Linked DNA regions of Homo sapiens: all the other regions are linked to region 3. The links are chromatin contacts, found by Hi-C or POLR2A ChIA-PET in ENCODE. All regions are on one chromosome and are shown on one strand. The core of a region is the stretch at or near the end of the contact, and the rest is flanking DNA. Distances in the headings are between cores, read along the strand shown. Region 1 holds the start of CFAP221 (cilia and flagella associated protein 221). Region 2 overlaps C2orf76 (chromosome 2 open reading frame 76). Region 3 holds the start of TMEM37 (transmembrane protein 37).

What was found. A loop is a pair of places that touch in the nucleus more often than their neighbours do. ChIA-PET counts read pairs that join two places held with the same protein, here RNA polymerase II (POLR2A). Pooled maps may share reads with other maps.
Region 1: a pooled map shows a loop between it and region 3 (7-fold over the local background). The contact joins the promoter of CFAP221 here to the promoter of TMEM37 in region 3. A Hi-C loop is called at or near these places in 1 of 168 maps with a recorded cell type or tissue (astrocyte of the cerebellum) and 8 of 50 pooled maps.
Region 2: a loop to region 3 is called in a map with no recorded cell type, with 8 times the contacts of the local background. The contact joins the enhancer-like site here to the promoter of TMEM37 in region 3. A Hi-C loop is called at or near these places in 2 of 37 single-sample maps with no recorded cell type and 3 of 50 pooled maps. POLR2A ChIA-PET finds 5 or more read pairs at or near these places in 2 of 52 experiments (Caco-2 and OCI-LY7).

Annotation. Positions count from the first base shown.
Region 1 is chr2:119,543,113-119,545,812 of GRCh38, forward strand. It overlaps CFAP221 (cilia and flagella associated protein 221), which reads left to right and starts at 1,337. Exons shown (of 24, transcript NM_001271049.2): 1 at 1,337-1,398. RefSeq lists a silencer at 1,281-1,390.
Region 2 is chr2:119,311,570-119,314,269 of GRCh38, forward strand. C2orf76 (chromosome 2 open reading frame 76) reads right to left here. Exons shown (of 6, transcript NM_001322331.2): 5 at 53-134. Among named protein-coding and RNA genes, the nearest start is that of C2orf76, 54 kb to the right of the region's middle. RefSeq lists a silencer at 389-448 and an enhancer at 1,703-1,802. Within about 2 kb of position 1,427, at least 5 of the 41 ENCODE cell types and tissues checked have a DNase peak (open chromatin) inside an H3K27ac peak, as active enhancers do; they include OCI-LY7, where a contact is called at or near this core.
Region 3 is chr2:119,430,513-119,433,212 of GRCh38, forward strand. It overlaps TMEM37 (transmembrane protein 37), which reads left to right and starts at 1,342. Exons shown (of 2, transcript NM_183240.3): 1 at 1,342-1,412. The coding sequence starts at 1,392. RefSeq lists a silencer at 1,114-1,493 and an enhancer at 1,777-2,283.

The DNA.
Region 1 (2,700 bases), core at 87-2,586, 110 kb after region 3:
AAGGTACAGTTCCCTCCCCCAAGAATTCTGCAGTTTAAGTCACAGACATGAATCATGTTGGGTGCAATATAAAGATAGTGGAACAGAGGGTTATGGAAGCCCAGAGGAGGGAAAGAGTCTTTCCGGACTGGTGGGTTAGAAGGAGGGTGGGGAGGAGAGGAGACCTTATCTACAGCTAGCCTTGAAAGATGGGGAGATTTTTAGTAAGTAATAATGGTAGGGGACAGAGAGGAATTGGAGAATGGGAAGATGGAAAAAATGAACATTTCCCATTGGGAAAGAGCAGGGAGGGAATATACGCATCCAGCACAAGTGGCAATGTAGGCAAGACAGGTACCCTCACTGGACTCTTACTATAGCCTCTCGTCAACATGAAGCCATAAGTAACATCAAGCAAGTATCAAAGCCACACAAGGAGGGAGTGAGACAAGGACAGTTCCTGGGAAAAGAGAAGCTTAAGCTGTCTTTGAAAAAAAATAATATTCATGGATGAGCAGGGTGGAATGGACCAGGGCAGGAGGTCAGAGGAGCGGGCACGGTTTCATGTTTACAACCCCTAAATATCAGTATCAAGGACATAAACAGTTTCTTCAATGAATAAATTGCAACAACTAACAAAGAAATGAAAGAGGAATCTGTTGATGAAAAGAGACCTAAAAGACACATCAATCTATTCCAATTTGCAAATTGTATTTGAATTCTGATTCAAACTCTAAAAATAAATATGAGATAATTTGAAGATGTTAATAAATTATAATTTTTAAGGTATTGTGGTTTTTTTAAGAATCCTTATCTTTTGGAGGTATATTTTGAAATATTTATGGATGAAATATCTGGGATTTTCTTCAAAATAATACAAGGAGTCAGGGAAAGATACGGATGAAACAGGATTGGCTAGGATTTGATCATCGTTGCAGCTGGGTGTTGAAGATCTATTTTACCCTTCGGTCTGCCTTTGTGTACGTTTGAAATTTACCGTAACAGAAAATGTAAAACAAACTACAAGAAAGTGGGCGTCGTGAGTGATGCCTGTCAGGTGAAGCCCCGCCCACTGGCTCGGGCGGCTCCGCCCCGTCCGTCTTCTCTCCCGCGCTCCGCTCTTGAAGGGTTCCAGTGTGTGGTGTTTCCAACTTTCTCATGTCCCCTCGGGAATCCATTCGTATCCCATGCCATAAGTCGCGCTGTCTATTCTTGACCAGGCCCGGCAAACTGCTCCGAGCTCCCAGGAATCACCCGCCGCCTCCGGTCGTGGCCCGCAGCAGCCCGGCTCCCCCGCCCTGGGGCGTTTGGTCGCGCCCGGCCGCCGGCCCTGGGAGCGCGTCCGCGTCGTCATGGCGACGCTCCGAGCGGGCGCCGGCGCTGGCGCCGGCCGAATCCGGCCCGGGAACCACCTCCAGGGTGAGCGGCCAGGGACCTGGGGCCCGGGTGGCCCAGGGTCGGCCGCTGGGGCGCCGCAGCCTAGCTGCTGAGGCGACCGAGCCCCGGGTGGTGTCCAGCCGCAAGTCGGCCGCGGCTTGGGTCCGAGGAGAGTCGGGCCCAGAGGGTGACCTGAGGATGGTGGGGGGAGCGGTGCGCGGGCCTGGGGCGACCCTGACCCTTAGCAGGAGTGGAATGAAAGGTCGCGGAGGGGAGGAGGCGCTTGGCCGGGGCGAGAGGGCCTGCCCGGGGTGAGAGAATGGGGCGAGGGAACGAGGGTGCGGCGGTGAGACCCGGAGCCAGGCCTACCGGGGCGGTGGGCGAGCCGGCGTGTGGGCGGCGTGGAGACCGCCTGGCTCCTGGGCCTGCCTGAAGCACAGGGGATGTGAGGCTCCGGGAGGAGACGGGCTGCAGGCTGATCCTAGGGCTGGCGTTGAAGGGCTGGAGGGAAGGGAAGCAGGTGAGGAGGGGGCCATGCAGCCTTCAGCGATGCTATGAGAGGTGGTGCGAGGGGAGGGGAGAAGAGGGGAGGGGAGGGGAGAACTTCTTTCTGAAAGTTATTGTTAAGCGCCTTCCTTCATAGATTCACTGCCTGTCGCTTGATGTTGTCCGTCTTGGGAGTCTGAAGCTATGGGTCTTCTCCAGAAAAAACAAAACCGAAAAAACACACAAAGATCCACACTAATTAACATTCCATTTCAGAGGCTTCGCCGACCAGCCCCATGGCCTGCGCAAGGGCCCCAAGTTAAGAGATTTAGTTGTGCAATATATAAGGGAATGTGAGATTTGTAAAATGTTGTTACAGGGTTATAAATTATTAACACCAAATGAGTAATAGAAGCAGTGATTGCTAAAGAATGTTAAAGTGTGTTGGGATCACTGTGAACTTCATGAAGAAAGTGGAACTTAAAATGAGTGTGTTAAGGGAAGGCAAATCGGACACAGGGTTCGACATGAATCAAGATCCACAGAGCTGGAATACCCCCATGTCTGGCACCTGGCTGGCCGTAGGTTTCACCACCTCCTCATCACCCCCTCCTCATCACCCTGTTAGCAGAGGGATGGAGGAGGGTGACTCTGAAATGCCAGTGTCCTGTAAACAGTGCCTCCAAATGTTAAAGGCTTCCATAGTCAAATATTCTAAGAAACTCATTTGGAGAAATCTCTGAAAGAAGAGTCTTATTTGGAAGTCTTATTTAACTGTTTACATCAATACTTTCCAAACTTGTTTGACTGAGAGCCTTTATTTTTCCCTTCTCGGGCCCCTGCAATGAACTCAAGAAG
Region 2 (2,700 bases), core at 177-2,676, 120 kb before region 3:
AGGATAGGCCGGCAGAGGTCCCCCTCCAGCAACACAAGGCCCCCTTCCTCACCGATTCCAGCTGCTTTCAGAGTGCTGTCTTCTTTCAGCAGGAGTCTTTCGTCATCTTCCAAACTCAACACAAGTTCATTTGTCTAAAAAAAAAAAAGAAAATCTGCATTTTATCAGTACTTACATGGGTTTGTTTGGTGAGACTTCTCAAAGACACAGAGTTGTAACTCTGAGCACAGCAATAATCTAAGTAGATTCCACTGCCCTGGCCGTAATGAGGGCAGTGAACAGAGGCACAGTGAGGTCCTGCCGAGCTCACGCACCACATAAAGCAGTGGGGACAGTTCTGTGGCATGGGCGTGAAGTCAGATCAGGATGCAAATCCAGACTCCACCAGCACCCAGCTGTGTGTTCTCAACAAGCTACACAACCTCTCTAGGACTCGATTTCCTCATTGGTAGAAAAGGGGAGGAGAGGCCCCTTCCTCATCACCTGTGGTAAGGGTGACAGGATGGGGCATATAAACCCTCAGCAGTGCCGGCCGCAGGGTGAGCACTCTCTCTTAGCTGTCACTGTTCTTTTGCTGCATCATCATCATCATCTTCTGCCATCCTCACCTGGTCAGCGACAGAGCTGAGCTTCCAGCTCTGGCCAGTCCGACTTCTGAGAGAAGCAAGTATACTTCCTTTTTTCGTTTTGTTTTTCGAGACAGGGTCTCACTCTGTCACCTAGGCTGGAGTGCAGTGGCGTGATTATGGCTCACTACAACCTCAGTCTCCAAGGCTCAAGCAATCCTCCCATCTCCAGCCTCCTGAGTAGCTGGGACTGCATACATGTGCCGCCAAGCCTGGCTAATTTTTTTTATTTTTAGTAGAGACGGGGTCTCACTATCTTGCCCAGGCTCGTCTCAAACTCCTGAGGTCAAGTGATCCTCTGACCTTGGCCTCCCAAAATACTGGTATTACAGGCATGAGCCACCACACCTGGCCACAAGTATACTTCAAACGGCCAGAAGTCCACATATCTAAAAACCTTGCCCAAGCTAAAAAACATCTGGTTCCATGTCACATTAATTGGAATATTTCTCTATGTGATTTGGGGTGGGGGTAAATGAGAGTGCTCTCCAGTGATATTTACAAATCCAGTGAGACTCATAAATACAAGTGAAAATTTAAACTTGCTATTGACTGGGTGCGGTGGCTCATGCCTGTAATCCCAGCACTTTGGCAGGCCGAGGCAGGCAGATCACAAGGTCAGGAGATCGAGACCATCCTGGCTAACATGGTAAAACCCCGTCTCTATTAAAAATACAAAAAAATTAGCCGGGAGCGGTGGCAGGTGCCTGTAGTCCCAGCTACTCAGGAGGCTGAGGCAGGAGAATGGCATGAACCTGGGAGGCAGAGCTTACAGTGAGCTGATATTGCACTACTGCGCTCCAGCCTGGGCGACAGAGCAAGACTCCATTCAAAAAAAAAAAAAAAAAAGTTGCTATCTGCCCCTAAATAGCACAAAGAGATAACCACTAGTGGCACACAGCACTACTTGTCAACCAGAACACACCTGTTTAGCAACATATTCTATTTGTAGAATACAGCTGAGACAGAGAGTCAACAGAAAGGCCTCTCAGCAGCCAAATCAGAAGCCCAAGCCACGCAGGGTTTATGGACCTCATTCACTGCAGAGCACAGGGGCTTAAAACTCCAGAGCATACAGATTAAAAGAAAAAATACTTTACTCAAAAAATCATTTTAGAATAGGTAATACAGTCTGTAATCCCAGCACTTTGGGAGGCCAAGGCAAGAGGACTGTTTGAGCCCAGGAGTTTGAGACCAGCCTGAGCAAGATAGCAAGACCCGATCTCTACAAAAAAAAAAAGTTTTATTTAATTAGCTGGGTGTGGTGGCACACATCTATACTACTAGATACTCAGGAGGCTGAAGCAGGAGGATATCTTGATCCTGGGAGGTAGAGGTTGCAGTGAGCTGTGTTCATGCCACTGCACTCCAGCCTGAGCAACAGAGTGAGATTGTGTCTCAAAAAAACAAAAAACAAAGAATAAGTAATATCTACTCATTATACAAAGTTCTCCAAGCATATATGAATAGAAAGTGAAAAGTCAGTCTCCTTCCAATCCCCATCCACCAGCTATCTAGTTCTCCAGAGAGGACTGGGACCACTGAGAGGACCTGTTTCCCACACCCTCCCAACACAGTATATTAGCAAAGCCTTCTGATCCTTGCCAATCTGACAGGTGTGGATTAAGTATAGTCTTAATTTGTATTTTATTATGCTTAAAGTTCTGAATATTTTCTATTTTTTAATGGAATTGTAGGCTAATTTTTCCAATAGAATTGTAGAGTCTAGAGCATCTTCACATGCTAAGGAAATTCGGCCTTTTCTGTAAGTTAGAAAAATTTCCCCCACTTTTCATTTGTTCCTTGCTTTTCTCAGTGGTTTTTTTTTTTTTTTTTTTTTTTACATAGAAGGTGTTAAATGAATTTTCGTGGAATAAATAAGTTAGTGAATGAAGTAAAATGTATCAATCTCATATCGTTTCTCAGTTTTCTGTCATATTTAGAAAGCCCTTCTTCACGCCAAGATTTTTTAAATTCCCTGTTCTCTTCAAATATTTTTAAGAATTTCATTTTTTGAATTTTTCATCGTGGAGAATTTCAAATATACAATAGATACAGAATAGTGTAATAAACC
Region 3 (2,700 bases), core at 92-2,591:
ATTTGACAAGGTCTGTTGGGCAGGGATGGAATCAGATGAATATCTAAGTGGAAGATATACAGACAATTGTAACTACCCCTCTTTCTCACATGGCTCTAAAGGGGAAAACAGATGAGTGCAGTTGCTTTGTCTTTGGGTAAAGTCACCAGGAGCTGCCTGCCTGAGTGAACCAGACAATTTAATGTGTGCCATTTAGTGAGGGGCCTTGTTTTACCACCACATTTGAGGATGGGGGGAGGGAAGCCTTTCTGTTGGAATTTGTGGCCCTTGGACACTCCTCCCACCTCCACCCTTTTTGGCGGTAAAAGCTTTTAGGTGCTGCCTCTTTAAGAACTCAGATCCGGCCGGATGCGGTGGCTCATGCCTGTAATCCTAGCACTTTGGAAGGCCGAGATCGGTGGATCACCTGAGGTCAGGAGTTCGAGACCAGCCTGACCAAAATGGTGAAACCCCCGTCTCTGCTAAAAAATACAAAAATTAGCAGGGCTTGATGGGGCGCGCTTGTAATCCCAGCTACTCGGGAGGCTGAGGCAGGAGAATCGCTTGAACGGGTTTGAACCCAGGAGGCGAAGGTTGCAGTGAGCCGTGATCGCGTCATTGCACTCCAGCCTGGGCCACAAGCGCTAGACAACGTCCAGAAAAAAAAAAAGAGAGACCTCAGTTCCCATCGAGGTGGAGAAAAAATAACCACATTTGTTTGGCATATTTGCATTTTTAATAGTCCCTGAGGAGTTCAGGAGGAAACAGGGTTTTACATCCCCTTTTAGGGACGCAAGTAGGATTGCCCCAAAAAGTTCCACTCCGTTCACACTCAGCGAGGGCCCGGCAAGAGCCCCACCTTTCACATTCATTATTTCCCTTACTAACCGAGGCTCCGAGACGCTAAACAAGCAGCCCAAGGTCACACCGCAGAGTGAGGGCAGCAGAGCCTCTGCGCCTGCCTCCTCCCTTCGGACCCTGCCGCGTTCCCAGAGGCTGGACTCAGCAAGCTGGAACAGGAATCGAACCCTCAGGCCCTCGTCGCCGTCCCAGCCCTCGAGGAATCTGCGCCCCAGGCGAAGCTGTCCTCGGAGGTTCGGGAGCGTCGGAGTGACTTCCCGATCCTTTCCCCTGGGACCCGAGGGATCCCTCCCCCCAAGTGCCGGGTCCTCCCCGCGGCTCCCCAGGGGCTCCTCCGGCCGCCCTCGCTGACTCAGCGTAATCCGAGCCGCGGAGGGCGGCGGGGTTGGCGGAGCCCGCCCGGGGTTAATCGCCGAGCTTTGAACGCCCCCTCCCGCCCCGCCCGCCTCCAGCAGCCGCCCCGCCCCTGCGGAGAAGTCCCGGGCTGGCGCCGGCGGCCACAGCGGAGCAGCTGGAGCGATCGAGGCTGCAGCGCGGCCGCCGGGCGCAGCATGACTGCCGTCGGCGTGCAGGTAGCCGGCGCCTGGCGGGGCGCTGACCCGGGGTGCTGCCCCGCCGTGGGAGGTTGGGGGTGGGAGGACGGAGGGAGGGGCGTACCCACCGCGAGCGCCGGCGTCGGGCTGGGGGTGCGAGCGCCCCCCGTGCCCGCCCCCTGTTGCAAACCTGGGTCCGGAGGAGGCTGGGCGGGGAGCAACCTCGGGGGGCCTGCCTGCCTCACATAGCTGCTCCCGAGGCGCGGACTCCGGCTGCTTCTGCTCGCGGCCTTGCAAGCACCCGAGGCTCCCAAACTTCATTTGGAAAGATTTTTCTTCTCTTTGGTGTCACCAGTGACTTACTGGTCAGTTTACCATAAGGGTCCCCCTTTGTGAGAAATGAGGCGCGTCTGGGGTGGAGGGACAGAATCGACTTGCAAAGTGAGGCTTATGTAACAGAGGATGCGTCTCTTGGGAAGTTAGACCTTTCTGGGGGTGGAGGTTAGGAAGACCGTCTCCCTCCCCAAAGCTGCGTTTGGGGTGCTGGGCTGGGGGTGGACTTGCTGAGTCGCGCGGACACCTCAGGGAAAGGCTCTGGCGAGGGAAGAAGCCCGTGTCTCCGAAGATTTGGCTTCTCCTTAGCGTAGTGCACGATGTTTATGTTGGCTAAGAACCTACACATTCCTACCCGCTCCCTCGGGCCTGCTGCTCCCCAAAGGGAAGTCAGTGGGTGGCGGTACCGCTGCCCAGCGGGCGAACTTCCTTTCCGCGCAACTCGCCCGCTGCAGAGTCTATCCGCTGGACTGTCTCCAGGATTAGAGAGGCCCGTTGACTTCGTGTACAAACGCTCAGCCACAACACTGACCTAGTAGACACCGTTCTGCCCATTGTATAGATGAGGTAACCGAGACTCAGAAGTAAGGTGCCCTCCGTGGCTGGCCAAGGAACAGAATCAAGATTCAAACCCAGGGCTTTCTGGCTCCAAATCCCACTGGCTCCTCCTGCCTTTACCTAACGGGAGAAACCCCACCCACAGGACACCCCCAAAACCGCTTCTATAGCCAGGACCTAGGCACCTGGGCGAAGCCGGGCATGGGGCGCAGGGAATTCCTCCCCTTTGTTCTGGGGGATGTCTGGAATCCCGGCCAGGCAGCATGGTGGGACAGACCAGGTGCGGTCCCTCCCCTCTAGGAGCTTACAGCCCATGTAGGGAGAGAGACTTGGAAACAGGGCATGGGGGAGCGAATGCTAAATTAAGAGGTGCAAAAGTTGCCAGACGGGGAAGAGGAGGAAGCCTGGTAGCAAGGTGGGAGCTCAGCTGGGGAGG